Regions from separate parts of the Homo sapiens genome. Here region 1 is linked to region 2. A link is a contact called in ENCODE Hi-C data. All regions are on one chromosome and are shown on one strand. Each heading gives the region's core, a stretch centred on a gene start or an enhancer-like site at or near the end of the contact. The rest is flanking DNA. Distances are from core to core; before and after follow the strand shown. Region 1 holds the start of HTATSF1 (HIV-1 Tat specific factor 1). Region 2 holds the start of ENOX2 (ecto-NOX disulfide-thiol exchanger 2).

Evidence for each region. A loop is a pair of places that touch in the nucleus more often than their neighbours do. Pooled maps may share reads with other maps.
Region 1: a loop to region 2 is called in a map of CD8-positive, alpha-beta T cell, with 9 times the contacts of the local background. The contact joins the promoter of HTATSF1 here to the promoter of ENOX2 in region 2. A Hi-C loop is called at or near these places in 1 of 168 maps with a recorded cell type or tissue (CD8-positive, alpha-beta T cell), 2 of 37 single-sample maps with no recorded cell type and 9 of 50 pooled maps.

The regions. Positions count from the first base shown.
Region 1 is chrX:136,495,756-136,499,061 of GRCh38, forward strand. It overlaps HTATSF1 (HIV-1 Tat specific factor 1), which reads left to right and starts at 1,837. Exons shown (of 9, transcript NM_014500.5): 1 at 1,837-2,115. The coding sequence starts at 1,930. RefSeq lists a silencer at 1,178-1,847.
Region 2 is chrX:130,901,562-130,904,788 of GRCh38, forward strand. ENOX2 (ecto-NOX disulfide-thiol exchanger 2) reads right to left here and starts at 1,648. Exons shown (of 15, transcript NM_006375.4): 1 at 1,488-1,648; 2 at 123-170. RefSeq lists enhancers at 1,014-1,533, 1,394-1,663, 1,534-2,053, 1,674-1,863.

The DNA of each region.
Region 1 (3,306 bases), core at 587-3,086, 5.6 Mb after region 2:
AATATTTAGCAAAGTTTAAGCCTAATAAAACTCACATTACCTATATCATAAAAGTGCACACAAATTCAGTTCTCCAAGAGTTCCTGCCAGAATGAGAACTTCATGAAAAAGAAATGTAATTTAAAAAAAAACTAACCCAAACTATTAAAAACTGTTGTTATCGTTGAAACCATAGATTCACACAACTGGTGTGTGGGGAGCCAGGATTTTCTAGAAGTAGTACTCAACTGCTATGTTTAGAAGTGAAGGTCACTGGAATAGTGAAATAATTTCTTCTGGTAAGGTTTTCCCGGACCTCAAGCCCGGGTTATGATATTTATGTTTACACTAATGGGTTCCTTATTATTTTAATGAATTAGTATTTTTTAACAGCCGCTTTCATTTTTGTGCAGAAATATTGGTAAGTATAAACCACAAACAAACGTTTTTTGGGGTTTTCAATGTTTTAGTGTAAAGAGGACCTGGAACCAAAAAGTTTGAGAACTGCTGTCCTCCAGCATCTCATATCTGTCAGGTGCCAACCATCTTAATTCTGTCTCCCCTGAGCTGTGCCTGTCTTGTCAACTCCTGGGTCGCCAGAGCCTCACGCAGTGCCCTGCACTTAGTAGGGGCTCAATAAATACCTGCCCAACTTAAAAATATGGACCTTTTCCTTTTCAGCAATGAGTGTAATTCCTGAAAACAAAGTTCTGTTTAGAACAAAAAGTATGCTGTGTCTTTCTAAAAGAATGACAAAGAAGCGGAGTTTCCCGGCCAATAAAGCTGGTGTTTACACTGGGATGTTTACATTTATGCTTAAGTTTCAAGTTCGAAGCTCGAGCGCCACTGAAATCTGCAGTACAAGAGGCAGGCAACTGCTGCCCTTTCCATCCTTCCCACGGAGTCGAACTCCAGCCAGAGGAAGGTATGAGACCGATAAAGGAGAAGGCTGACACCAGAAAAAGAAAGTTGGCCCTTCTACCCCTCATTCGTTCATTCATTCGCTCATTCCGCATTAGACACCAGAGCCGGTGCCAGGAGTTTAGGCTACCAAGATGAACAAGATCCGGTGTCTATCCCCGGGTGTCGTAAAGAAACAAGTAAAAGACGCGGTTCCTGAGCGGGGGAGGGGCCTTTGGGCGAAGGAGGCGCGTCGTTTTCTCGAAGCCAGAGAAATTTGTCCTGTCCGCCCCACCCACTCCCCTAAGATGGCGCCCTCGCGAAACCCGCCCGGCCACCCCCGCGAGGGAATATTCCCACGCCTTCCTTCCGTTTCCCTCCCGGGCCGGCCGATCCGCCGGGGACCCCGCGGAGCTCAAGGCCCTTGAGGCGCCGCGGGATCCCAGTGGCCCTCGCCCCGCCCCAAACCCGACCCCGGTGGGCGTCGACGCGCAGCAGCAGCGGGTCCCCCCAACCCCGGCGCCCCGCCTCCCCGGGCCTCGCGCCGCATGCCGGCGTCGGCGCTTTTTGACGCCATAGTGGGCGTGTCGGCGCGACCCGCGACGTCGCCACGCGCCGACAATGGCGGCTGCGTCGGCCTGAGCAGGGCTTAGTTTAGAAGTAATTTCCTGACGTTGCCGAGGGAGCCGCAGTCGCCTCAGATCCGGTCGGCGGCGGCGGCGGTGGCGGCGGCGGCAGCGCGCCTGCGCGCTCCCGCAGCGCCCTGGACCTAGCGGCGGTGCCGAGGCCCGGCGGAGCAAGCCAGGTGGGCGGCGGCGCGGCCGAGCTCACAGCATCAGCGCGCGCGCGCGGTGGGCGGGCAGAGAGGGGGGCGGTGCAGCCGCCGAGCGGCCGCGATTTCCCGGGGACTGCTGGGGCGCAGCGGGGAGGCGGGCCGGGGGGCGGCGGGGCGCGAGCAGAGCGCGGTTGACCTCCCTTTCTCTGCTCAGCTCCAGCGTCATTTCGGCCTCTTAGTTCTTCTGAACCCTGCTCCTGAGCTAGGTAGGAAACATGAGCGGCACCAACTTGGATGGGAACGATGAGTTTGATGAGCAGTTGCGAATGCAAGAATTGTACGGAGACGGCAAGGATGGTGACACCCAGACCGATGCCGGCGGAGAACCCGATTCTCTCGGGCAGCAGCCGACGGACACTCCCTACGAGTGGGACCTGGACAAAAAGGCTTGGTTCCCCAAGGTAGGAGAGTGCCACGGGCGCCACTGCAGAGCGGGCCGCCTGGCCAGCCTCGCGGGGCACTCCTTTTACGTTTGCTTTGCTGAGATCCTTGGTCCTTGGTCCTAGCCCCCTTGAATAGCGACGCTTCTTTTTGTTGTGTTTGTTGGGGCACCGATGTGTAAAAGAACGTAAATCTTTAGGGTAGTGTCTTAAATGTAATTTTTAAGTCTTTTCTATGCTTTATTAATCTTGTCTGTGAAGGTCACAGTTGATTATTACATGACTGCTTTTTATTGCAAAGAGGAAAAATACCAAGAACAAATTTAGTAGCTGTCCATTTCTGGTAGCCAACCCCACTTGTCCTAGGAACTCAGATGTTTAGCTTATGTACTATGTGCAAAATGCAGTTTCTTGATTTCTTTTTTAAAGTAGCTGTTTATATAGCTTTACTAATTGAACTTTCTTTGCACCTTGCTTTACTTTCCTAGTAAATTTTGTCCCTAGGCATATATGTTTGAACCATATAACCACAGGAATAAGACTGGAGATACACAGAATACAGATGGAAAATCTGTGTATGTTTGTTTGGAATACTTGGAAATTGCTAAGTATTTTTATTTCAGCTTCGAAGTAAAATAACTAATGTTAAACTTGATTCTGTAAACTTTGTGGTAAAAGTGCCCTTTTAATCTGGCTCTCATGAGCAGGAAAGGGCACACTAATAGCACACAAATTGACTTGCAAGTCAATGATACAAAACCTGTCTCCACTGCGCGACTGGACTGCTATTGTAAAAATTCTTTTGCAACTTTTCTTTCCCATTCTGTATTTGTATATATATTCCAATCCCTCCAGATTGTTAAAATTTACGATTTCACTTCTGTGTTGGTAGTGCTAGTTTGAGTGCAGATTTGGTTTCTTCAGCATTCTGAATACTTTTAACAAAGGTGTGATAATGGATTAATGTGTGACTTTATCCTTTTATGTTGTTGAAGCCCATACCTCTTCAAACTTTGGGTTTTACATTTTCCCCATTCCATGCCTGCCTAATATTGATTGGTATGATGATATAACTATATTTCTTTCGTTTTGCAATAACGCTTTTCCCCCAAAGGGGAGGAAGATAGATATGAGTTGGATTTGTCTTTAATTTGTTCTGATACTAAAATATAACGTCATTTAATTTGTGATAAAGTTAAAATGAGCATTTAG
Region 2 (3,227 bases), core at 398-2,897:
AAATATATCGATGTCTCTAGGCTTTAAAGTTGACAGCTATAGACTGTAGCTAAGAATAGCTACAAACAAAACATCTGCAAGACAAGCTTCTTCTTGGATTTAAACTCACACCTGGAACATACCATCACACTTCTTTGTGTTCTCCAAGAATTGATCTCAAATCAGGTTCCCTAGGATGAAAAGAAAAATCATCCAATCTTAATTTTTGCCTTCAATTTTATTTGATACAGAATAATATCCAAACTATGTGTATGTTTCAAAGTATCATGTTATTATGACCCCAAGCTTCTCCACCCTATTTATTTCCCAGTATATTTGTGCTGATATCTTTTATTCCAATCAGGCAAGCCCACCTGTCTCACAGTGCTCCCTCTTCTGTTTACCCTTCTCAAAGTCCAATCTCAGTAGCAGGAAGCATTTTCTCCCTCCTCTTTGACAACTTCAAATCCCCTGTACTCTGCTGGAGCCCAGATTAAAATTCACCTCCTTCACAAAGCCTGAAAGCCGGATGAGGGCTTCAGCACTTCCCGGGTTAGGCTTGAACTTCCATAGATGAACTCACCACCCCCATCAGTATGCTCTTCCACTGACCCCTCTTAGCGTTTTTTGCACACGTTTGTAATAATACAATGATTAATATGGTCTGTTTCACACGGTCTACTTTATTCTGTAGAATAAAGGTGTGCCCCCTAAATGTTTGTCAACATTAGTGCTATCAGTCTTTGCTGGAAACCCCTAAAGCGCTGGATTTTTATAACCAGTCTAACTTGCCTTTTACTCTCACCAGAACCCTGCACTGAACCTTAAACACACATTTCTCAAAAGCAAGATTCCTTCCCTCTTTTGCTTCCCATCCCTTCTAGAAATTGAGGGGAAACTCTCCCCACTTCAAAGACCTGGTGGGGGAAGTGGCAGGTGGCTGAGGGGCCAGTAAAGAGATGGCGATCAATTAAGGAGGCAAAAAGAGAAAGTTTGAAAAAAAAAAGTCACGCCCTGAGCGTGGCAAGGAATTCCCATGCCCCAAAGAAAATGGGGAGTGTAGCGCAGGGAGGGTTATGTGCCCAAACCTGAAATACAAATTGAGGGAAAAGAGGAAAGAGATCACCCAATTCCTGCGGTAAGAATTAGAGTCCAGTCACCGCCTAGGCAAAACCCTGGACGCAAACCCCAACTTCGGACCTCTGAGGAGGCACAGAGCCAGGGGGAGGGGGGCGGCGTCGTGGGAAAAAAAAAAAGGGGCGGGCGAGTTGGACCAAAAAAAAAAAAAAAAAAGAGCAAAGACAGCGCGCTCCCGGGCTCAAGAGAACTGGCGCCTAGAGCTCAAAAGCCCACCCCCGACTCCCAGTCCCGATACCCCCTCCCCTGCAGAGGTGGAGCTGGGTGGAGTTAGGCGCTGAGGACCGCGGCCCCGGAAGCACCCTCCTCCCTAGGCCCCCTCAGTCCCACAGTCCCCAGCCACGGCCACCGGGGCTTTCTGCCTCTCTGACCTCCAGCTCCCCGGCTACCGAAGCGCTAGTCCTTATACAGCCGCGGAAAATCGGGCCGGCGCGGCAGTTCCTGGGCTCGTAGTGCCCTCGCGGCGCCCCACGCCGCGCCACTCTCTTCCGAAATGCCCGCCTCGCGCTTCCAGGCCTAGACCCGGCACTCTGGCCCAAGGCTGGACTCTCACACACAGGGTGCCCACTGCGGCGTCTCCTATTGGCTACTGGTCACCGGGGAAGCCGGAGGCCCGAGCCCATGGCTTCATGGGAAATGTAGTTTGAGGTCGCTGGAGGCTGTTCTTCCTGGGGGTAACTCGTGTTGACATTGGCAGACAGACACAAGTGAGGACCGAGAATTATGGGAGATGGAGTTGCGGGACACTTATTTCTCTATACGCACAATTCTTCCCCTCCCCTTCCGATTGTCCCCAGCGTTCAGACGGGGAAGGGTATTCTGGGTATTGTAGTTTGGGTGCACTGTCTAGAGAATCTCTCTTGGGGTTATGGGTTTGTGCTTGTGGGGACAGACGAAGGCTCTAGATTTATTTTCATGTCGGTTAAGCTCTTAGCATTTTGCGGGAAGCACTTTCTATCGTGATTTGAAATTGTTATTGAGTTTTAAGTGTTTTTCAAAAGATGATGTTTATTCTTTGGTAAGCTTAGAATTTTAATTGAGAGTTATAGTCCTTTAAAATTGTTAAAGTGTGTTCCTTGTGAACCACCTGCATTAAAATCACTTGAAAGGTATGGAAGAATGTATATATTTTTTTCTAATTGGAAATTATAGTTCCCCCTGGAAACAGTGTCATAAATAGGCATAGAAATGTGATCTACACCAGCCCAGAAGAAGCCTATTTAATCCATAATGAAGCTATGTTGTTGCCATGAAAAACAGTGGCCACATAAACTGCTATAAATAACAATTTAGAACAGATAGACAATACAACTTAAGTACAAACGAGTAACTATATGTGTCTTTAAGAAACTTAACCTTTTGAGTAAAAATATGTTACAAGAGCTGGATAAAGACATAGGTGGGGAATGCCAAGCACTTCCAAGTGACTTAAAGGTTGAGGAAAATGGTTGTTTATTAGGGCTAATTTCACTCCCAACTTTTGACCTTTTTTTTTCTCTGTTAGAGATGAATCCTTGTAGCCTTGTTACAGTTGAATTACTACAACTTCTTGATGAGGACAACTTTTCGACTCACGAGTAAAATGAAGGGAAAGACAGGGGAATTGCATTTTGCTGAGGTAATTGCCCAATATTTTAAAAAGATAAGTGAAGGAGGAAGACGATTTAATAAATTCAACCATTTATTCAGCATAGTGCTTTGTGCAAAGCTCTGGGCTAGGCACTGTTGCCACAGAATTGGAAAAATAGTCCCTACCCTCAAGTAGCTCAAAATCCAGGTGAGGGGAGTTGTAGTAGAGGAGAATCTGGGGGGAGGAATAGATGAGTATACAATGTGCAAAATGCTGTAAAGAAGTCTACATAGGGTTCTATAGGAACATAGAGGAGGAAGAACTTGTTCTACTTCTGGAGAACTGGTTGAAGAACCAGTAAAATATTTGTCAGATTTGGGGCAGGGAGGTCAACCATATTCTATACAAAGCATATGCAAAGGCATAAAGGCATGAAAGAGTGCAGAGAACAATAGCAAAAGTTCCATATTGCAGAGACTAGATCAGGCAGCAACAAGGGGTCATATCAATTAGTTCATAATTTAACTTGAAAGTGGGAGAG